Linked DNA regions of Homo sapiens: region 1 is linked to region 2. The links are chromatin loops, found by intact Hi-C in ENCODE. Cell type or tissue: dorsolateral prefrontal cortex. All regions are shown on one strand. Each heading gives the region's core, and the rest is flanking DNA. Links, peaks and the distances in the headings are about the cores only.

Region 1 (11,657 bases), core at 1,913-9,912, 87 kb after region 2:
CCATCAGAGGGTTTTTGAACAGAGGGGTAACATCACATGATTTACATTTTAAAAGGATCATTCTGACTGCTCTGTGAAACATAGCATGGCAGAAGTGAAAGGAGGAAGACCAGTAGGAAGCAATTGAAGTGTCCAGGTGAGAGATGGTTTAGACAAGAGTAGTAGCAGTGGAGCTGTTAAGAGTGGTCGAATTCTGAATATTTTTTGAAGGTACAGTAGACCACCCTTTGTCCATGAGGATCTGTTTCAAGATCCCCCAGTTAATGACAGAAACCATGGATACTACTGAACCCTAGGTACACTATGATTTTTCCCACTCATACATACCTATGGTAAAGTTTGATTTGTAAGTTAGGTACAGTAAGATATTAATAATAACAACTAATACTACAATAGAACAACTAAGGAAAATCAGGGTTATTTGAACACAGCACTATGACAGCCAATTTACTGGCAGCTACCAAGTGGCTAAGGGTAGCATAGACATCATGGATGTGCTGGACAAAAGGATGATTCACGTCCCTGGTGGGGTAGAGTGGGCTGGTGCAAGATTTCATCACAATACTCAGGATGGTGCACAAATGAAAACTTATGAATTATTTATTTCTAGAATTTTTTTATTTAATATTTTTGGATCATAGATTTGGCTGGGGAGGGGATAGGGGCTGGGGTGGAGCTCACAGGTTAAGCTTTGGATGTGTTAAGTTGAGATGTCTGTTACACATTCAAGTAGAGATGTCAAATAGGCAATAGATTTATGAATCTGGAGTTCAAGTAAGAGGTATAAAGATAAAAAGAGTTTGAAGATAAAACATTTCCAAGTCTTATACTAAGAATGCCAAACATGATATATATTAAGGATTTTGTGTCCATTATTCTGGAGGATTTTATATCTGGAGTGTGTACAGTCATCACTAATGTCATTGTCACCACCACGACTAAACCCCTGCTGTGTTAAAGGTACTTTGGAAAGTTTTCTGAGCATTTGAGTGTATGCCTGTGTTTTGGGCCTGCTCTGATGTACAACAGAGACCTATTTAGATTGCTCTCAGCAGACTGAGTAAGTTTGGGCAGAATGGATGATGGTATATAGCCCAATGGCTGTCACATACTGGCATCCCAAGACAAAAAAAAATTCATAGTAGGAAATAATTTAAAGTCAGTCCCCCCGGTGTGCAAAAATACAATTCACATTTTGCAAGAGTTGTATTTTTAGCTCCCAATTCACCTGAGGCCTGAAAAACAATCTTAGTCCACTTAGAGTAGATTCAAACACTTTTGGTTTAAAGTCAATAAACCCTAGGTTTTCTCTTGTGCTTCCTTTCTGAGGCAACCTATACATTCTGGAGTACATAGTCACATTGGGGTGGAGACAAGTATCTGGTGGGAATCTGTAACTGCCCATGTACAGAGATGTGCATTGCTACATCTCCTTCTTGATTGTCATCATAGTTTCTCACAGGACTCCGCTGGGATCTCTGCATCCACATCTGGTCTTCTGTCCACAAGCTTTTCCACTGTGGGATTTTCTTGTCAAGACTGTGACACTCCTTCAGGTGTGCTGTTTCTTTCTCTTTCTCCCACTCCCTCCATCCCTCTCTTCCTCCCTCTACTGTTCCTCAACTCTTACCTCTTGGCTTATTTGGGAGTGATGAGGGGGAGTAGACAGAGGAAAGCTTGACTGCTCTTTCAGCAACTCTGGAGGCCCAGGAAACATGTGGTGGGCTGTCCCTTTCTTCCCCAACTTCCTTTGTGGCCTGCTTGCTTTGCGTCTGCTGCTTGAGGATATAAGGAGCCACTGTGGGTGATGCCCTACTCCTCCCTCCCTGCTTTATAGAAAGCAGACCATGGTTTCTATCATCTCCTCCTGGTCTTCAGTTTAACAGGGATATCATGCATTTCCCAGCAATGTCAATCCCCAGGACATAGTCCAAGATTAGTAGGTGACAGGGCCCATTCTCAGAAACTCAAACCAGGATCGTTCTTGTTTCCTTGCCTATTGTTTTTCAATTTGTCAGCTCAGAGATTTTATTTTTCATTTCCCTCTATATGGTGGGAAATGGGCTAGACAATTATTTTTCTAAACCTATAATTTATGCCAGGACTGTAACGTCTTTTGTTTCTTCTGTCTTTCTTGCTGTGGCTACACTTCCTGGGTAGGGTAGAAACCGTGGTGTAAATCAAATGGATAAGGTGGAGAAGGGCAATACAAAGAAGACAAAAGCAAAGACATTTTGGAGACAAATTTATGTATCTTCCCAATGTCATTCAGCCACAGAATCTCTGGAGATCTGTGCTCAAATTTCAGCTTAACTGCTTCACCTCCAGGCTCCGGCTCAATCCTGCTCCAGACCTGGGCTTCTGACATAAGAGAAGCAAAATACAAGATGCATCAGACAGTGCATCCATCTGCAGGTTATCACCAGCCCCCAGGGAACCCAGGTAGGGCACCTCCTTCAAAATTTTAGTTTTCCTATTTGTCAGACAGGCATGTGTATCTCAAACATACACACATATGTTGGGGAGCATATGAGATGCTGAGACTGTGGGGAAAGAGGTGATGATCAGAGATAACTAAAAGAGCTCTGAACTCTGAATCAAAGGCTCTGAGGCCAAAAACCTGCTGTGTGACTTTTTTCCACTCATTAACCCTCCTGTTCCTCAGTACCCTTTTCTGAACTATGAAGGACAGTAGGCTTACTTATCCACTTACTAGTTAGTCATAAATTCAACATTTACTGGGCCTTCCCTGTATTCTATGCACTGTGATAAGTGCTCAGTCACTATTGCAACTACTGCAGTCTCTTATAGTATCACCTCTGACAACTGCAATGACAACCACTGTGAACTGAGTTCCTACAGGATGCCAGGCACTGTGCTGAGTGCTTTGTCTATGTTATTGCATCCAGTCCTTGGGAAGATATTAATTCCATCTCTATTTTGCTCTTGAGAAAGTTTATGAGATTAAGGGACATATTCAAGGTTTTCCAACTGGGAATAAGTATCAGTAAGGGTTTTGACTCCAGCTTTTCTGTTCCTGAAACAAATGAATAAAGAAGATTCACTATCACAACATCATGTCCTTCGCAGCAACATGGATGGAGCTGGAGGCACTTATTCTAAACAAATTAACACAGGAACAGAAAACCAAGTACCGCATGTTCTCACTTATAAGTGGGCACGAAACACTGAGTACTCATGGACACAAAGAAGGAAACAACAGACACCAGGGCCTACTTGAGGGTGGAAGGTGGGAGGAGGGAGAGGATCAAAAAACTACCTATCGAGTACTATGCTTATTACTTGCATGGTGAAATAATCTGTACACCAAGCCCCTGCAACATGCAATTGACCTATATAACAAACCTGCACATGTACCCCAAGCCCAAAATAAAACTTAAAAAAGTCACTATCTTCCAATGTCTCAGAGTCTTGTTTCTTCCGATTTAAACATGCTATGATTCTACATAGATTTGAATGCATTATATGCGCATCCAAACACGCACAGAGAATATTTCATGAAGTCATTTATCGTTGCAGTTTCAGAAATGAGTAAAATACTTAGGACAGTGGACACACAGGTGTGTCCTGTAAGTAAAGATGACTCTATGAGTCCTTTGAGCCAATGTCTTACTCTCTGTAGCGCTCCCGACCCCATTTCAGGGCTGTGTTCCCATAGATGAGCAAATATTTGGCCCAGCCTTTGTTGCAACTGCGCAGCTACCTATAGAGAAGGAGGAGTTGCCCTCTGTTTTCTCCTCCCACAATTGAGTGTCTTTTTCCTGAGCTCATCTGGGGCACAGTAGGAATGCTGCCAGAAATGCTACCCAACTGCACCTTTGGATGCTAAGAGTAGTTTCCCACGTATGATGGAAACTGGAGATAGGGCATTGACTGCTCTGGACTGGGTGACAAGAAACAGGGCTCCTCCAAGCCTCCTATTTAGTGAATTAATCCTTTTTCTTCAAAAGATGCCTCAGACAAACAGGAGCTGTCATTCTGGAACACAGGGATTCAGGAAACACTTGGGAAAGTACTTGCCAGAAATTGCTCTTGAGTGACTTTATCTCAAAGAATTGCTGAGGATGAGCTGTTATCAAATTAAATGGCAGATCTCAACATATCCACGCTCCGAATAAACCACATTTATTACCTTACAAAAGTGACATTTTCTTTGACAGTGAAGTAGCATAGTTCTAAAGAAATAATTTTCCGTAACATTGTTAGTCACTGGCATGCAAAGTCATTCTCTGGCGTCAAAGTCAAATGATGTCTTTGATGATGAGTATCATCATAAAAAGATGGACTGGGCTTTGATATTATGGAGGAGGTTGAAGAAACAGGAGGGAGGAGAAAAGGTATTTTCTGCAATCCTTCTATTATAGGAACTGAGATGAGAATCTGAACGGAAGGCCACACTGTACGGAGACTTACTCCAGGTATTCATCCCAATTCTATCCAGTTGAAATGAATAGCAGGGAAGGAATGAAACTTAGATTACCTTTACTAAGGGGAATTGGAATGGGAATAATATTTACAACAAGTATTAGGTTGGTTGCAAAAGTAATTGTGCTTTTTACCATTGAAAGTAATGGCAAAAACCGCAGTTACTTTTGCACCAAACTAATACAAATTTAGCTGCACAGACAATGCACTTTTCTATTATTCTGTCCTCTCCCAGAAGATGCACAAGGGTAAGAAAGTCTATACTACTTAACACTTGTGTAGCAGTTGAAATGTACAGTGTCTTTTCACATGAATTGACCCATTTACGTCTCCCAATAGCCCTGTGAGTTAGACATTATCATTCACGTTTTATAGATAAGGAAACTAAGCTCAGAGAAGGGAGTTAAATCGAATATTTTATCAAAACAGGGGCTTGTGGAATCTAAAGTTTGGAAGACACCTTAGAAGTGATCTAGTTGAAACTCTAGTTCAAATCAGTTTAATTTAGTTCGATTCCACTGGATTCAATAAACATTCATTTAGCACCTGGTTGTGCCTAACACTATTTCAGACCCTGATATAAAAATAGGAATTGGTTCTGGTTTCTGTCCTGGAAGAGCATACTGGCAAGAGGGACAGCCTGGTAAACAACTTACTCTCATACTGTGAAGTAGATGATACCTGAAAGACGTATGTGTGGTACAATCTGGGCAAGAGCCATTATTCTCTTGGAAGGGCAGGTGTCAGGGAGCAGTAGTCTAGAGAGGTCCCAGGAGCTGAGCTCCTAAGGAGGAGGAGGCTTTCTGTGGGACCGGGAAGTGAGGGCTGCTGGTCAGCAGGGCAGGACTGTGCAGGCAGAGGGAGCAGCATGAGCCCAGGACAAAGGGATGCTCAGAGGAGCCTGGCAGTCTGTGGGGCTGGTGTGTGGCTTTGTGGGAGAAGGAGGGGTGAGGAAGCTGGAAAGGGAAATCAAGATGAGAATCTGAAGGAGGTTGAGGACCATGTTAAGTAATTCAGGTTCTCTCCTCTAGGAAATAGGGACCCATCAAAAGCTTTTAAGCACAAGAGTGCAGAAATAGTGATAATAATGTGAATGATCCCAGGTAACATTTATTGAGCACTTACCACAGGCCAGACAGTTTGCTAGACACTTTACATACAGTAGCACATTTAATCTTCTCAAAAACACTTTGAGAAAAGAACTGCTATGATCTCTATCTTACAAATGTGGAAACCAGGGGTTAGGGAGCTGAAGTAGCCTGTTGTGGCAGAAACAGGCTCTCCAGCTGTGACAGGCTTAGATGGCTGTGTTTATCAGAACGAGCACTAAAAGCACTGTGAAAGGTCAGCTTCAATGGAGAAGGGGTTTATCTTGGCCCCAAATGTATGACTCAGGACTCACTGGGAGGCCTTCTGTTTCTGAGCTGGGGAAAGAAATGCCCCTGTCCTTCCATGCTTGCTCCCTTCCCCAGGAAGCTCAGGAGAGGAGTGTGGCACTAGTTACCCAAGCCATTTAGCTACTGCCTTCTGCCTGTCCCCACAATGTCTACCCCCTCTCCCTCCCACATTTGCCGTCTTCATGAGTGACAGCTCTGAAACCCATCACTGTTGGTTCAATGGACTTTAGGGAAATCAAGGCTATTCAACCTAGAAAGTGAACAACAAGTATGGTGGGGGCTACCTGTGGTCCAAGATAGGTTTGGAAAGGCAGGATGAGCAGAGAACAACATATCATTAGCACCTTGCAGAGTGGGCCCCAGAAATATTCTGATTCCATGTAAATTAAATGTGGGTAATCATGAATATATGGGTTAAAGAAATGAAAATGGCTGAACTGTAAATCAGTTTATTTAAATGCATTTTCTGATAGCAGAGTATAGGCATATCATTAGCTTGTAAATGTGTCTAATAAGCCTGTCTTCACTAATATGCCAAAAAGAGTCTAATTAACTCTTTTTTCCTCCAGTTAGACAGTAGTGTGAGAATCCCTGATCACAGTTCCACACTATCTTTTTAGCATCAGCAAAGCAGCACTAAAACAGCCCCTGTGACATCTATAAAAATGCTAGTTTATAATTAGGATGATCTTGGCTTGAACAATAATGTTGCAATTTGCAGTGATGGCTTCTGTTTCCCTTTAATTTTAATGTATTAGTCTACAATGCTCTGGAGATTTCTGGACAGACTAGCTTGTTTCCATTTCCAAAATTGCTAGCATTATATGCTTTAGGTTAAGGAAGAAGCAGCTGCAATTTGGTGGGAGTTTTTTGGGGGGAGTGGGGGGAATGTAAAGGCAAAAGAAATGCTAATGAGAAAAGCCAAGTATAACATCACCCATTTATTTCGTAACCCATCATCTGACATGAGAGCCATGTCATGGAGCCATAGGAATCCCAAAACAACAGAACCCTTGTGTTTCCCAGTGTTCTCCAGTAAGGGGGTGGTTAGCCTCTTTCCATCAGGCTCCCAGAGGCCTGCACAGATCTGCCATGGATTCCACCAAGGAAATTCAAGAAGGAGGACCTTTTTGCTCTTTCAAGCTTATAATTATTTGTAGAGTCAATTTAGATTTGAGACGAAATGCCCACATCACTATCAGAACCACATCACTAAGCCTGCCATGTCTCTTTTGTCATGCCTGGAACACAATTGCCCTTGTTGCCTAAAGCTAGAGTTCTTAACATTGGGAAAGAACAGCCATGGATAGGCTTCAGGAAATGTATGGATACCCTGAAATAGAATGTAATGCTAAATGAACATTAGATTTCTCTGCAGAAGATTTTACCTACATCAAAATGCATGTTACACCATTGAAGAAACTGACTCAGGAGATCTTGGGTGGGATTTGGGAGTCTGTATTTTTTTAAAAGAACCTCCCTGATAATTTTGATAATATATCTTTAACTGGGGAGAATGTTCATGACTTTTATCAGAGCCTCAAAAAACTCTGTGACCTCAAGAAATTTAAGAACCCCTTGTATGAAGTTTGGCATGCTAGGTGCTTTTTAATCTGACCTCATCTTTCTTTTTCAACACTGTTGTCCTATTGGGGGATTGAGGGACCTAATAAATAGCACCCTTCTTTCTTAGCTGAGTTCTAAGACAATTAAGAAATAAATGAGTAAGGTAGAAAGGAGATGAACATATTACCTTTATTTTCTAAGTGGCTAATTGCAATGGACTGAACATTTTCAACGAATTCATATGTTGAAATCCTAACTCCCAATGTGATAGTATTAGGAGATAAGGCCTTTGGGAGGTAATCAGGTCATAAGGGTGGAGACTTTACAAATGAGATTAATGCCTTTATAAAAGGGACCCTAGAGAGCTCATTCACCCTCTTTCTGCCATGTAAGTATTCAAGAAGTCAGCAGTATGCAACCTGGTAGAGAGCTCTCAGTAGAACTAACCATGCTGAAACCCCGATCTCAGATTTCCAGCCTGCAGAACTGTGAGAAATAAGATCTGTTGTTTACAAGCCATTCAGTCTATGTTACTTTGTTATAGCAGCCTGAACTAAGACATTAATATTGAAGAATGTGGCATATAACTTCAGGCTAGTAGAGTAATTAATACTGAAACCCCAAGGTTCTACCCACCTAGCCTCAGGTAGTGTGGGATGCAGGAGTAGAACCTGCTCCTGAAAGCTATGACGTGGGGGAGCAGGGCAGCTCCTGTCTTGTCCCCAAGCAGCTGACTCCCAAAGAGGAGGAAGGGCAGGTGCTGGAAAGCACAGGCTAAACTTCTTCCCTAAACTGCACTGGTAGAATGAATGAAGGGATAAAGAGAGGCCAGGACTGTTACTCTAACAGAATTCTGTCTACATGGAGGCAAGCATCAGGAACAGTGATTACTCCCTGACTAACATTTTCCATTATTTCTTAATAGGTCACATGTTTCCCTGCCTCTGTATCCTGTTTAACATCTATCCTGTCTGAAATGCCCTTTCAGTGCTCACTTCAGCAGCACATATACTAAAATTGGAAGGATACAGAGAAGATTAACATGGCCTCTGTGCAAGGATGAAATGTCCTCTCAATCATCATCATTTATCTGAATTTCATGTGTCCTTAAAAACCAGGTGGAGTTTGACTTCCTCAGTTGAGTCTTCTCTGACTGCTGCTGTGGGTAAACTTTCCCTGTACCAAGAGCAATCTGCTTGGAGTCCCCACAGCAGTTCCCCAAAGCCTGATTGACACCGACATTACCCACAGGAGAGTTTACCCACACCAAAACCTTGGCCTCACTCTTGGAGAATCTGATCAGATCTTAAGCGGAGTTTAAGAATCTGTATTTTTAAAAAGTCTCTTGGGATAGTTCTAATAATCTGCCTTGTCCAGAAACCACCGTCCAGTCATTATTTGCATGAACCTTTTGACACTCACAGCCCTGGTTGTAAGAGGGGAGAAATGCATCTCACAAAGTAAAAGGGTTACACAAAGGTGCATAGGATATAGAGCACAGAGGAGCTTAGTTAGGATGGGCATCACGGAAAAGAGGCTTAAACGTGGGTGAGGAGACAATGGTGCCAATTGTGGGGAAGTAGTGGGGATAACCTCCAGCAATTTCTCTGCAGCCAAAAATGACTTCAGATATCAAGAGGGCATAAGAGAATTATATGACCGTTGTCTGTAAAGGAGTATGATCATAATACCTTTGTAGAGTTGTTGGGTGAATTACGTAAAAAAGTATACCAAGTATGTAATGCACCTAGCATAGTTCCCAAAATGTAGAAGATACAGCAGTCCCTCTTTATTCATGGTTTCACTTTTTATGGTTTCAGTTACTTGTGATCAACTGCAGTCTAAAAATATTAAATAAAAAATTCCAGAAACAAACTATTTATAAGTTTAAAATTGCATGCTGTTCTCAGTACCATGATGAAATATTGCTCCATGCCATCTGAGACATGAGCAATCCCTTTTTCCAGTGTATATATGCTCTGTGTGATACGTGCCCATTATAGGAATAAACAGTGTATATAGGGTTCTGTACAATCTGCAGCTTTAAGCATCCACTAGGGGTCTTTGAACTTATTCTTTGCCGATAATGGGGGACTACTGTATCGAGAATACAACTTGGAATGTCACTGTAACCCAGATTTAATTTTGTGCCTATAATACTTGCCTGTGGAAAGAAAATGGGACAAGTAATAACAAAATCACATATGGATAGAAGAAACACTGATATTCTCATTTTGTTCATATATTGATTTTTGCTGACTTCTATTAGTTCATTGTGCTTTCTTTTAGCTTTTCGAGCATATTTAAAACAGTTGTTTTAAAGTCTTTGTCTATAAGCCAAATGTCTGTGTTTCTTCAGAGTTGATTTCTGCCACTTTATTTTCTTCCTTTGAACAAGCTATGTTTTCCTGTTTCTTTGTATGCCTTGTAATTTTTGTTGAAAATTGGTTATTTGGAAAAACAGCTCTGTGGATCTGTGGTCTGTAGTCTCTTGCAGCTTTCATGAGCAGCCCTGCCACTTCTTACTTAAGTTCCAACTTGGGTGAGACAGAGAACCATCCTTCATGGAGCTCCCAGACATGTTGGAACATTGCAACTCAGGTCTTCTCTGCTCTTCTGATTCAAAGAAGGGAATGGGGAACCGGCTTGCCTCTCCTCCAGGCCCACTGTACCATGCTGGGAAGGGTGTAGGAGAAGGGCAAGTGAATCACCATGAATTTGCCTCCTACTTTGAATGTAGCTTTTCCTTGATTAAATGTTTGCTTGGTTGCTGTAGACTTTTGACTATTTTCATAACTCCTGTAAGGTCCTGTATTTTAGCCAGTTTCTGTTTGTTTTTTGATGTTTCCCTGGGGAAATGAGGGATGGACTATCCTAATCCACCATTTTTATATCAGTCCTTCTTGGTCATCCCTTTTAGTTATCTTTCAGGATGTCACTACTATTTTTCTAAAAAAATTAAGATTGCAGACATAATATTTTAAAGAATAATACAATTATTGAATTGATGGAATAAGAATGGACTTCAGAAACCATTTTGCCCAAATCTTTTTTCTTTTCTTTTCTTTTTTTTTTTTTTTTTTTTTTTTGGTGAGGAAGTGAAGGCTTCCTTCTGGAAAGGGAAAGAGACTCCTCTGAAGTCACACAATCATGAGTGGCAGATAGGAGCCTCAAACCCAGATTTTCTAGCTGAATGTCCAGTGAGATCAGCATAAGAAATACATATGACCCCCGAAAGTGTCCAGTAGGCAGGATTTGGCGATGCAGGCAGGATTTAATGATGCTAGCACTGCTCTCATCCTGTGTGCCTTGTGACCTTCCCCTTCCTGCACACCCTTTACCTCTGCACGGTCAGTAGCAATAATTTCCAGTTCTTCATGTTAATTAAAGCAGTGCTGATGTGGCTGCTCAGACAGGAAGTGCTGCAGCTGTTTTTCTCTTCTCTTCTTACAGGTATTGCCTTTGGAAGTTCCCCAACAACTGTCTGAGAGTGCTGCTGATATCAGGGAAGACAGAGTGGAGCATGATCCTGCACCATTATCTTTGGACATGCAGACTTTTATTAGGTGACTGTTGTAGCTATCGGGCCCAAAGACTTTAGAGCTTCATAGAACCTGAGATAGAGATTGGACAGGTCCTTTTAGAAAGCTGCTCAGGTGACCTAAAAAGCTGATTTAAGAACATTTTTCACTGACAGCTATTTTCCTCCAAAATTGTATGCTCTATATCTTGCTTTTGCACTCATGTTATTATCAATAGTATTAGTGAAAGTGGTAGCTGTAGTAGCAATACCAGTAATGCTTCTTGGCTATGCAGTAGATGTTTTGAGGATCAGTAGTCCTGGGGAAACTTACAAAACTAAGGACCTGTTCTTCCAAAAATATAGATACAAATAAACACACAATTATGAGATTGTAAGAATTTTACAAACCTCCTAAAATCTAGACCTCAGATTAAGACACCCCCGTAGACAGACAATACCATTAGCTTATTTGCCATGCTGTTATGGATAAGCCAGTTTGTCTGGTTTGTATTTTCTCACATGTCAAACTGGGAATAGACAGTGTATTCATAGTTGGAAAGAACAAGGTTAACAGCAGAGGACTAGGCCTGGTGTAGCATCAGCCTGGAGTGAGCAGGTGTAGGACACAGGAAAAAAGGAGAAACAGAACCTGAATGTGAGGGGATCGTGCAAGAAGGCAGGTGACAGGCAACAGGCTGGCATGAGAGAGGCCTACCCTCAGGAAT
Region 2 (11,657 bases), core at 2,349-10,348:
TTTAAGAAAATGAATTGATTCCTTTTCTCTCTGATATAAAAAAAAATAATAAGAACAACTCAGAGTTTCTCAGCCTCAGCACTATCGATGCTCTGGGCAGGAGAATTCTTTGTTACTGGGGACTGGTCTGCACATTGTCGGATGTTTAGTAGCACTCCTGGCCTTCACCCACTAGGGGCCAGTAGCACCCTCCAACAAGCTGTGACAATAAAAAATGTCTCCAAACATTGTCACATGTTCCCTGGAAGGCAAAATCGTCTGAACCATTGTTCTAATTAGTTGGTTTGGAAGGTCAAAGACTATTTGCCAAGCCAATTTTAGGCCACAGGCTGAGGAAATAAAAATCCCTTCAGGGATAGAGGAGGCTGATGTTTTTTCTGAACCTGCGGGAAGAATATTAGATTCAGCAACTAACAGAGTTTTTCTGAGAACGGGCCCTCTGGCCCATCAACACACAGGCCAACATCCCTGGTGGGGAATGGGCCACATGATGCAATGATAGAAATCCAGATAACTTTGGGGGTTCTAAAGCAGAGGACCCAGGACCTCAATTCCATAATGTAGCTTGGGGAAGCTTCCAGCCTAGAAATGTTCTGGAGCTTCTCACACCTGCTTGTGGTGTAGGGAAAGAAGCTAAAATGTCTGTGCACTGGAGAAGGCCTTGGAAGAGCATTTGAATGAGGGCTGGCAGACCCAAAGGGCCCCAAGAGATGGGATGATTATGGCCAAGGCATCAGGGTGGAAGGCTAAGGCCAAAAACAGACAAGACCTATCCCCTTGGCAGTGGATGTCCGGAGCGCAGAGCCTGAAGACCTGGCACCCTCTCCCTGCCAAAGCCTGGAGAAGTAGGCCCCACCCTAACTTTATGTCACCCACAGGAAGTAGAAGAGTGAAGGGGACAGCCCTAGACTGACAGAGGTCACTTGCTGTAGTGGAGTCTCCCTTGCATTGTTGGTATTAGTATTTTTTCCTAAGACACCAAATAGGACTAAATTGAAAAGTTAGTTTTTGTTCCATTTTAGAAAGTAGTTACATTTTTGCACACCGGAGTTTGTGAAATTTATGCCTGGTATAAGTCATTTAAGCCAGCATTTCTGATCTTGTTTAATAAAGAACACTTCTTTTTTAGAGAAATATCTATGACTGGCCCCAGTAAAGTGAGCGTCCCTTCAAATACAGTTTGGAGAATGTTGGCTTAGAGTGTAGAACATTTGCGCTATTCCCAAAAAATAAACAAACAAATAAACAACAAAATCTATTCTCGGATCATCGTGCTGTTATTAATAATCTCTGTTGAGTATATTTTGTTTTTATTAGGCATGAAACATTTGCAACTAAGAATTAGAGAGTTGCGCTCTCAAAAGCCTGAAGGAAAAATTATCAGAATCCTAGCAGTGTGAGGCCAACTATGCCCCGCTTTGAACTTAAGATAAATAACACACCCAGGAGAGCCACTGGTGCAGAGCTACAACCCTGGAGTCTCATGGTAATGAGATCTGGCTTCAGAACCTGGCATTCCACCTCCCGTGCTGCTGTGGTCAGGTTGAAGTGCTGTGCTCACCTCACCTACTCCACCATTCACCAGTTTGAAGCCTCTTTTTTGCTCTCCCCTCCCAGCTCCCCCAGGAACACCCTGTCTGCAGTGTCAAGAATTCCCCAAATTAGGAGGAAAAGGTCAAGACCCCATAGTTCCAAGTCCTGGAGTCAGCCCCAGGGGAATACCCCCATAGGGTAGAAGGGCCCTCTGTGTTGTCAGAGGAAGGCCCGGGCAGCAATGCTTCACAGGGTGGTTCTTTCGCCAGAGGCTCTTTGGTCATTTGCATGGGAGTTTTTGATCACTCCATCGATGAGAAGTCCTATCACTATCTGTGGGGCAGGACTAGGGTTGGTAAATATTCTACAATACAGAGGACAGTCCAGCAAGTCCAGCGTGACAGAGAATTGCTGCAGCATCCCCAGCAGTTTTGGAAAGCTTCACTAGAACAGGAGAAAAGCCTCTATATAATTGCCTGGGGGGCATTTTGCAAAATTTGAATATACCTTAAGTTTCCTAGGGAAGACTGTCTTTGTCTAGTTTGGAATTTTACCATTTTTTTTTAACTTATTTTAAAAAATTACCTAACCTATAGCAATGCTGCTGGTGGCCCTTGAGGCCAATATAGTACATTTCCACCTACTGGATTTCTGGGTTTTTGATGAGTCTAGGACTAGATGCAAGTTTCCAAGTAATTATGTCTTCTAGAACACCCAGATGTGAACATTTATATCTTCGAATATAGATTTTCTTTTATTTTATGTATATATTTATTCATTATTTTTATTTGATTTATTTTATTTAAAAATTACTTTGAACTTTTGTATTACAATTAGAATTTTTATAGATTATTTGAAAATTATATGCATTGAGAAGCTATTTTCAATTCAAATAGTAAAGGGAGCACAAAATATGTGTAAGGGGAGACAGGTTTGTTAAGTGCAGAAATTAACGTCTTAGTGTCCCGGGGCAATGAGGGTAATTCTAGAGAACCTCCACTGGAGGTCACTAGAATCTCACCCAAATATGTCAGGGACAGCTACAGGAGAGTTCAGTTTCTCCCACATTAAATCAATAGCGATGCAAATTGCTATTAATGACATTCATCTCCCCTCCCTCCCCACAAGGGATTGTTTTCTCCCAAGTGTCTCCTTCTCTTTTACATCTTCCCTTTCACTTGTATGTCAGCACCAGCCTCCTTTATTCATACCCAGTGCTCAGGCCTGTGTTCCCCTCTTCCCTGAGGTTTAATTTCAAGCATACAGAGATGTCGAGCTGCATGGGAGCATGACTGCCTTATCTTCCTGGTCTGGTAAAAGTCAAATAAATCGGCATTTTGAAGAATTTAAAATTAGACCATGCATTACACGCTGTGTTGAAGTTTACCATACCAGCATTGCTGCCCCAGGGGCAAATAGACTGAACTCTCTTCAGCAGAGCTGTGTAAATGATACAACTCTTTTAATGTTAAAGTAGAGAAATGACCAAGGAAGGGGAAAGGCCTCAATATTTATAATAAATCTATTTGGCTAGCAGAGGAAAAACGTTTTTTGATATAGCACATCTTCATGGCCTTAGCACCTTGTAGATTCCTTGGCTGCAAGATACCTCACAATGAGCTATCTTCAACATGAACTGAAATCTCTGTTTTTGTGTGTGTATCTCTCACAACATTGACTTGCCTAGGTTTTTTTCTCCTCTTTAGAGATGTAAAATATTTGCGTGGCACAATTTCTGAGGATTGCCAGAGAAAATGAAGCCAGCATTAAAGCCATAAAGGTGGAGCTTTAAAAGATGAGATGACAGTCACTTTGCCCTTTCCCGCCTTAAAGATGAGAAAACCAACATCTTGCAAAGTAAAGTAGGAAGATGAAGATAAGCATCAGGACATGGTTGCCTCAGGTGAGGGGAAACAGAGGGACAGGATAGAGATAGAACATCTAGGGACGGGTCAGTTAGTGACTATGTTCTATTTTTTGTGTTGGGGGAGTGGCAGGGCAGGCACAGATATTTATAACATAAACATATAAACAAGCCAAAAATGGGCCATGCCCAGACCAGTGATGAGAGGGTATCATGATCCAAAGACCATGATAAATCCAAGTCTGTGTACCTGAGTTCCAAAAAGAAAAAAAAAAAAAAATTAAGGTGGGAAGGAATAGAATGGTTCCTAGGATCATACTTCCAGCTCTCTCAGACTTAGATCAACAGCTGGATCTAACCTAGTGCTAACCTACATTAGCCCTGCCGTTAGTCACTCTACCTTCAGCTCTCAGTTGCCTTGCAATGCACACTATGCTAGAAGCTAGTTAAAAAAAAAACAAAAAACAAAAAACTAATCAAAGTAATCAAAGTAAGCAAAGGGATTACAGGGGTCCAAATGGGTGGAATAACTCACATATAAACAGAGCCAGCATCCTTTACTTGACCAAACAAATTCTATACAGTCTAAACCAGTTGCCCCTGCTTGTCTCTGAGGGCTGCAATGATTATACTCCAAGAGGTTACCCACCTCTGAGAAAGAAAGTCTTCAAAGGGTCTATACCCCATGAAGAAAATCCAAGAAGCTAGAAAATAAATTAATAGCCCTTCCAGAAATAGCACCCATTAGGGAATTTCCTAGTTTTCTTTTTCTTTCTTTCAGATCAGGATTGAGCAAACTACAGTCCATAGGCCAAATCCAGTTTGCCACTTGTTTTCATAAAATTTTATTGCAGTGGTTTTAACTGGGATGACTTTGCTCCCCTATGGCAATGTCTAGGGATATTTTTGGTTGTCATTAGTGGAGGTGGGAGCACTGTTGGCATCTAATGGGTCAAGGTCAGGAATGCTGCTAATCATACAGCAATGCACATAACAGCTCAGCAGCAAAGAATTATTGGGGAAAAATGTCAACAGTATGGAAATTGAGAATCCCTTGTTTTGTTAGATCCCTACCACATTCATGTTTCTGTACTGTCTCTGGTTTCCACAACGTGCTACAATGGCAGTGTTGAGTAGCTGAAACAGAAATCATACAGCCCCCAAACCCCAAATATTTACCATCTGCACCTTTATAGAAAACGTTTGCCAAACTAAATCTAGAAAATGAGTTAAGAGCAATGAACAAGCAAGAAAATCTGTATTATTTTGAAAAATGGCAATGTTTTGTCTGCAATATATACAATATCCCTTAGAAATTCAGTTTTGACCTTTCATGGCTACATTTTAATTCTATATCCTTCTGACGACCGCTCCATTATCTCTATTTATTATGGCTCTGCTTGCATTCCAGGCACTGAGGTGAGTCCTCTGCCATTCAAATAGAGGCCCATTTCCTGCTCTTTGGGGGATGGATAGCCCAGTGGGAAAAACAGACATTAATTAAATCATCACCCTAATGAATGTATAATGAAAAACTATAATAAGAGCTTGTAGGCTAGAGACAGGTTCTATCACAGTTGACTGGGGCTTGGGAGAGGCTCCCTGAGGAAGTAAGTTTTGAACAGAGGCCTAAACAGTGTACAGAAGTTAATGAGACTAACACAGCGTGTGTGTGGTGGTGATTTTGGGGCAGAGGGGTAGTGGTGGTGAGTTAGACCAAGGTGAGGGAGAGATTGGAACATTGGCGGAAATGACAAAAGACCAGCATCGTTGAGGTTTAAAGAGCCTGGAGGAGTGTGGTTGAAGATGCAGCTGGAATGGGAAGTCATGAGGACCAAGGAACAGCATGTGGGACAGATAGTGTGTTTGGTCTTTATCCCAAGAGCATCAAGAGCAAAGAGAAGCCATTGAAGGGCATGGGAAGGGGAATGTGATCTGATTTGCATATCAATATCACAAATGGTCAGATTCGAAAACTGAAGAAAAGTTAAACTAATTTAAAAACCTGGTTGTTTTGAAAAAAACTAGCTGATTGATTAACTTTGAAATATCTAACTAAAGCATTGTGTTCTCTTTTTTTTCACCCAACACAGTCAGCGATGAGAGTGAATTTGAACATGATCATTTTCCTTTTTACGAAGCAGGTTTGTGTGTGGAGACTCAGCTGGAATTTATCCTACAGTGATTTCTAAGGTCATGCTTCTTTTGAAGATCAGTTGAATATTTATGTGTGTGTGTGTGTGTGTGTTTGATGTTAAAATTTCCAATTCTCACTGTGCCTTCTAAGTTTTCTAGGACTTTAAAAATATACTCACCAGAGAGTCGGGAGAATCAATGGCTCATTTTATAATTCTCTATGATGTAGACTATCTAGTTTTCCTGTGCAAAATGTGTTTTTTAACCAAGTTTTAATTTCCTTTTTGTTTCATCTATATAGCCAATTGTATCTAGCCTGTTAAATGTTATTACTGTCCATAATCTGTACATTATTTACTAGTAGTACCTTTGGAAATTTAGGCTACAAATCCTCTATGTGACTAAAATCAACTAAACATTCTATTGTATGGGTTGAGGGGTGGACAAAGAGATGCAGAAAAATAATAGGATGTGATTCTGGTTATTGTTCCTTTGAATTATTGACCATTGTCCTTTATCAAACAACAGCTTCTATTCCAGAATAGAGGTTGGCAAACTATCAAGTCCAGCTGGCTGCCTGGGTTGTACACAAAGTTTTATGGGGACACAGTCACACTCCTTTGTTTACATATTGTCTATGGCTGCCTTCATGCTACTATGACAAAGTTGCAAGAGAAATTATATAGCTACGATCCTAAAATATTTACCATCTGAACCTTTATAGAAAAAGTTTGCCAATCTCTGTTCTAGAAAAAGCAGATGAAGCTATTTATATATTCTTTTCGTGTGAGAATATTTAGTGGTAACTACATACATAGCCTTTGCCCTCATTGCCATCATGAAAACCCAGCTTTTCCCCCAGAGCTTAGGTAAGACCCTGCTAAAGGCTGATAATGGTTTTCAGCACTTACAACGTAAGCAACACTTCACTAAGCATTTCATATATGTTATCTCACATAATCCTCACTGCAGCCCTGTGAATTAGATATTATTATCCTCATTTTGCAAATGAGTAAATTTGCATTAAAGAAGTTAAATAACTTGTCTAAGTTCACAGAACTTGTAAGTGGCAGAAATGGGAATTTGATTCAATTTCTATTTCTTTCCTGGGCTGCTAACCACTCTACTCTGTGGCAGTGGGTACTCTGCACATATTCTATCAGAACCAACTGAAAAAGGAAAAATGGCTGTTGGCTCCAAAAGTAGGATCTAGCTTCCTGTAATGGGTCTAAGGTTGTCAGCACTCTGGACAAAAGTACCGCCAAGTGCACAGATCTGGTTTCCTTCCAGAAAACCAAGTAGACTCTATACTTAAAATGGGTGTTCTGAGGTCTAAGCAAGAACTGTTGATGGGTTTTATGTTATCAGACATGATTCTTGGGATTTATTTTCAGAGAGATTTAATTTCATCTTGAAGTGTACATGAAAAAGAACCCTACAAAGAAACATCTCTTGACCACCATGGGGTTCCAATATATGCCACATTCAAGTCTCTCCTTTGCCTAAGACCAGAACATTTGATGGAACTATAGAATTATTTTAAAAAAAACAAAACACTTCTTCCCAGCCCCATCTGTCATCATTCGAGTATTTGCATTTCACAAGCAAAATGAACCGCCCTATGAGAACACTGCTGCTGACATCACAGAGCCACTGCCACAGCTGCCCCAGCCCTGAGATGCTGGGGAGTTCTTCTGTGACATTTTATGGCATTGCCTGCAGCAACACGAAACCCTTGATCTGTTAGTCACTGACTAACAAGTCAAGTGACTTGACTGCAATCGAACTCACCGGATGGGCCTTTCAGAACCTGAGTCCAGTTGCTCCCAGGTGCACCAACTAACTGATTTGTGCAAACAAATTCACATCAACCCTCAGTTATTTGAATTCAACAGATTATTTTCAAAAAAGCCAGATATTTGATGGAATTCAGATTTCTTCTTTTTCCTTGAAGCAATTTGTTTGAAAAAGTAATATTTTTTTAAGACTCTTTGAAATAGAATAATACTACACTCAGGAAAATTTTCATTACTCCTTTATGGATGAATCAAGTATTATTTTAAATCTCTTCTGAACACAGTGTTACCCCATTATCCTCCTTGGTATAGAGACAGGTCACTAGGGCTGAGTAGGTTAAAAAATAGAATTTTTTAAGTCCCCAACTATAAAATGAATTACCCAACTGATGCAGCAGACTCTGAAGAAATCATTAAGAGCTATTTAGCTAAATAATATCCGTGCTAACAAGTCCCATAAAACAGATTTCGGTGAAAATGTGCATTCTACAATGGCTCTAAACACACATCACACCATAAGGGTTCTATCAGCTAATTAATATAGGGTGAGAAATTTAAAGAAATGAAATTAACTGAATAAGATCCTCATAACTCATTTCCCTACTGAAATAGGACAAAGAAGAGATATTTGCATAGCTCCGAGAACATCGTGTCTCCCTTTGACTTTGTTTTGGCCTCTGAGGACAAGAACCATTCCATAGTTTTGTCTTTCTCTTACCCTTTCTGCAACTCTCTCAGAAAATATGCTTATAAAGCAGTTATTTGATACTACTGCCACAGCATGAGCAATGGACATTCTCAACTTATAAAAGTCAGTCCTGATCTTCTGCAGAGATACTCATTCATTCTTTCTTTCAACAACATGTATTGAGCTCCCACTGCATACCAGACACTCTGCATGTGTTGTTGATGGGCATTGCTGCCTTCACTCATTCATGAATTTGACTTTGTCAAGCAGGATAACACTTGCTGGTCAGCACAGCTCCACTTAGGGAAGCTCTTGAAGTTCAAGTAAATGAATCGGAAAAGCTTTCTAACTCTGCCATTCTGTGAGCAGTTTGTTTCAACCCCATAGGGGTCTTTTGCAACTGTGGTTAGACAGTGCCAAAACTTCCTAGCTTTCAAAACATCTAAATCAGAAAGTTGCACTAAATTGATTGATGAACACATATGTGATCAAGTACCATTCCATCCCTTTACACCAGAGATGTCCTGGCAAGGGATATGGCCTGATTATGAAAATGTTGTCATATAAGTTCATGTTAAAATTAATTTTCTCAGTCCAGGCATGGTGGCTCATGCCTGTAATGCCAGCACTTTGGGAGGCCGAGGCAGGCAGATCACCTGAGGTCAGGAGTTTCAGAACAGCCTGACCAACATGGAGAAACCCCATCTCTACTAAAAAGATCCAAAATTAGCTGGGTGTGGTGGCACATGCCTGTAATCCCAGCTACTCGGGAGGCTGAGGCAGGAGAATTGCTTGAACCCGGGAGGCGGAGGTTGCGGTGAGCTGAGATCATGCCATTGCACTCCAGCCTGAGCAATAAGAGCTAAACTCTGTCTCAAAAAAAAAAATTAATTTTCTCTCCTTCCTATATCAGACTTATCCTCCAAAAGAAATCATGGTTACATACATTTCGTTCTCTGGCTTATCAGTTAGGGAATGGATGGTAGAAGTACATGGGTTTTCTGGGTGTATGGTCTTTAAGTATGAAATCAACATCCAATTACTCTAAATATACATGTGGTTTGTAAATTATTTATAACCAGTAAGAGAAATAGCCAGTAAACAATTGCGATCGGGTGTGATAGATCAACAATAGAACTATATTGTAAAGCCTGCTAGTTGCATGAAGAATGGAGTGGCCATTGCTGCTTTGGCTGGAGGGTTGGGAGTGACTTCTCAGAGGAAGGCATGAAACACTGAGTCAGGGAAATACGTTCAATTTAGAGGACAAGGGTGGGAGGAATGAGCATTTCAGGCAGAGGAACTAACAAGGTAAAGCTTCCAGTAGAATAGGATGGTAAGGTCAGGATTGCATTGGTAGTTTGGTACTACTGAGGCATCTGGTACAAGGTGGAGAACTGCTAGAAAGGGATTCAAGAGATATGTGGGGATGGCATAGCAAAGAGCAAAACTTAGGTTATATTATGTATGCTAAGCTATTTGAAAGCAACACTGCCTTATATTCATCACTGCATTACCCATAGCATAGCATCAAACATGGTGCTTGCTCTTATTTGATGCTTATTACTTATTATTTACTTACCTGTTGAATGAAGTACAAAAACAATATTTTCAACCATTTATTGACTGTATTCTATACAATTAGCCGGATCATCAGTATGATAAATAGAATCTGATCATGCACTATTCCTAACACGTGGAAAGCAAGACACCTTTAAATAAGAATATGCTAGGAATAAGTTGCCAATCACTGATTGGAAAAACATATACTAGAGGGAATGCAGTTGGATCTGTGGGAGGAGAACTGTATAGAGGGGTTTTGGAGGATGATTGCTTTTTAAGAACCATGCACCTGAAACATGATGGAAGGGTACAGTATGTGCCCAACTCTGACACCCTTGCTGACCTACAGAATATAATGCAAGCCACATACATAATGCAGTAAAATGGCTACATTAAAAAGTTAAAAGTAACTAATGAAATTGACTTTAATAATATTTTATTTAACCCTTTATAGGTAAATTATTTCAATATGTAATCAATATAAAATTATTAGTAAGAAATTTTACATTCTTTTTAAAAATTACATCTCCAAACTCTGGGGTATCTCACATTGAATACGTTTCAATTTGGACTAACCACATTTCCTTTTTTTTTTTTTGACAAGGAGTCTCGCTCTGCCACGCAGGCTGGAGTGCAGTGGCGCGACCTTGGCTCACTGCAAGCTCCGCCTCCCAGGTTCATGCCATTCTCCTGCCTCAGCCTCCCTAATAGCTGGGACTACAGGCGCCTGCCACCACACCTGGCTAATTTTTTGTATTTTTAGTAGAGATGGGGTTTCGCCGTGTTAGCCAGGAAGGTCTCGATCTCCTGACCTCGTGATCATCCCACCTCGGCCTCCCAAAGTGCTGGGATTACAGGCGTGAGTCGCTGTGACTGCCTGGACTAGCCACATTTCAAGTGCTCAATAGCTATGTATGACTAATGGTGACTGTATTGGACAGTGCGGTTTTAGTCCATCTCCAAATAACCTGAAGACAGAAATCACCAAAATGCTGCCATAAGTGTGGTTGATCAGCAGGTTATTGTCCTATACTAAAGATCAATTACTTTCAAATTGATAAAGTGAAGTCCATGCCTAGTTTTCTTGCACCCTGGGGTGGTGATATCCTGTTGCATGCTGACTTTCATCGTGGCTGTTAACTCTCACAAGAGGCCACAGAGGAAAGTGAAAACAATAATCCCTAAGATTTATTGAATACTTACTATGTGCCAGACACTTCCTGTGGATTATTGCATTTAATTCTCACAATAAACTTATGAGATAATTGCTCTCAGTATCTTCTGAAACTCCACAAGTAAGTTACCCGCCCAAGTTACATGAATGTGAGTAGAAGGAGGGACGGGATTCCAGTCTAGGCACATGACACTGGCTGCATCACTGTTCTGCCTCCTAGCCAGCATGAGTGCCTTCAGTAATGAGCCCACATCTTTGACATATAAGACTTTGGTTCTAGTCAACCAAATTCAATCCAGCGAACCTTCCCACAAATAGACTCAACAGTCAACAAACAACCTTAAGCATCCAGACTCTGGGTAGGAAGAAATTAATAAGGCACTAAACCTGTTCTAGGAGCTTATGATTTAGTGAGAAAGACAAAGACTTTACGAATTGAAAACTATTCATACATTAGTGTTACTAAGAAGGTAGAACCCCAGGTCCAAGGAAGAAGAATGTATTCAATTCAGCTGGAGGAAACTAGAGAAGATTTTGGAAGGAAGGGCCTCAGTGTCGCATCTGGAAGAATAAGCTCCCCTGGTCCAGATTTCAGTCAATAACTTTTCATTATTTAATCAAATGAGTCAGTTTACCCAAGGGACATAATATGAGTAAAATGGAACCCATGAACTAGTTTTCCTTCTTCATTTGAAGGTCTCTTTTCTCCAGTATAGAGTTTGTGTATACTCAGGAAATTAATTAGGTGAGTCGAGTAGCGTTTATCTTAATGAAGTGAATTCAACCAGTAAAGAACAACAGGTATCAGGCGGAGTTCTGGCCTTGGGATTCCCATCTTTCCTGGCAACCAGACTTTTTTCCTAGTAAAAAGTCATCTCCAAAACATCAGATATTGATCTTGTG

The links. Hi-C counts contacts between places; a loop is a spot of excess contacts. Peaks named below come from ENCODE experiments on the same cell type or tissue, not always from the same donor. Only the 100,000 strongest peaks of a DNase experiment are listed, where the experiment ranks them.
Region 1: a loop joins it to region 2, with 4 times the contacts of the local background. A loop is called at or near these places in 5 of 110 quality-filtered maps.

What each region holds. Positions count from the first base shown.
Region 1 is chr1:164,976,877-164,988,533 of GRCh38, reverse strand. It overlaps the pseudogene RNU6-755P. Among named protein-coding and RNA genes, the nearest start is that of PBX1-AS1, 210 kb to the right of the region's middle. In dorsolateral prefrontal cortex, for the core only: a CTCF peak has its summit at 5,356; a DNase peak (open chromatin) is centred at 5,303.
Region 2 is chr1:165,064,475-165,076,131 of GRCh38, reverse strand. No RefSeq gene overlaps it. Among named protein-coding and RNA genes, the nearest start is that of LMX1A-AS2, 130 kb to the left of the region's middle. In dorsolateral prefrontal cortex, for the core only: a CTCF peak has its summit at 2,531 (motif pointing right); DNase peaks (open chromatin) are centred at 6,111 and 7,211; H3K27ac peaks cover 7,416 bases.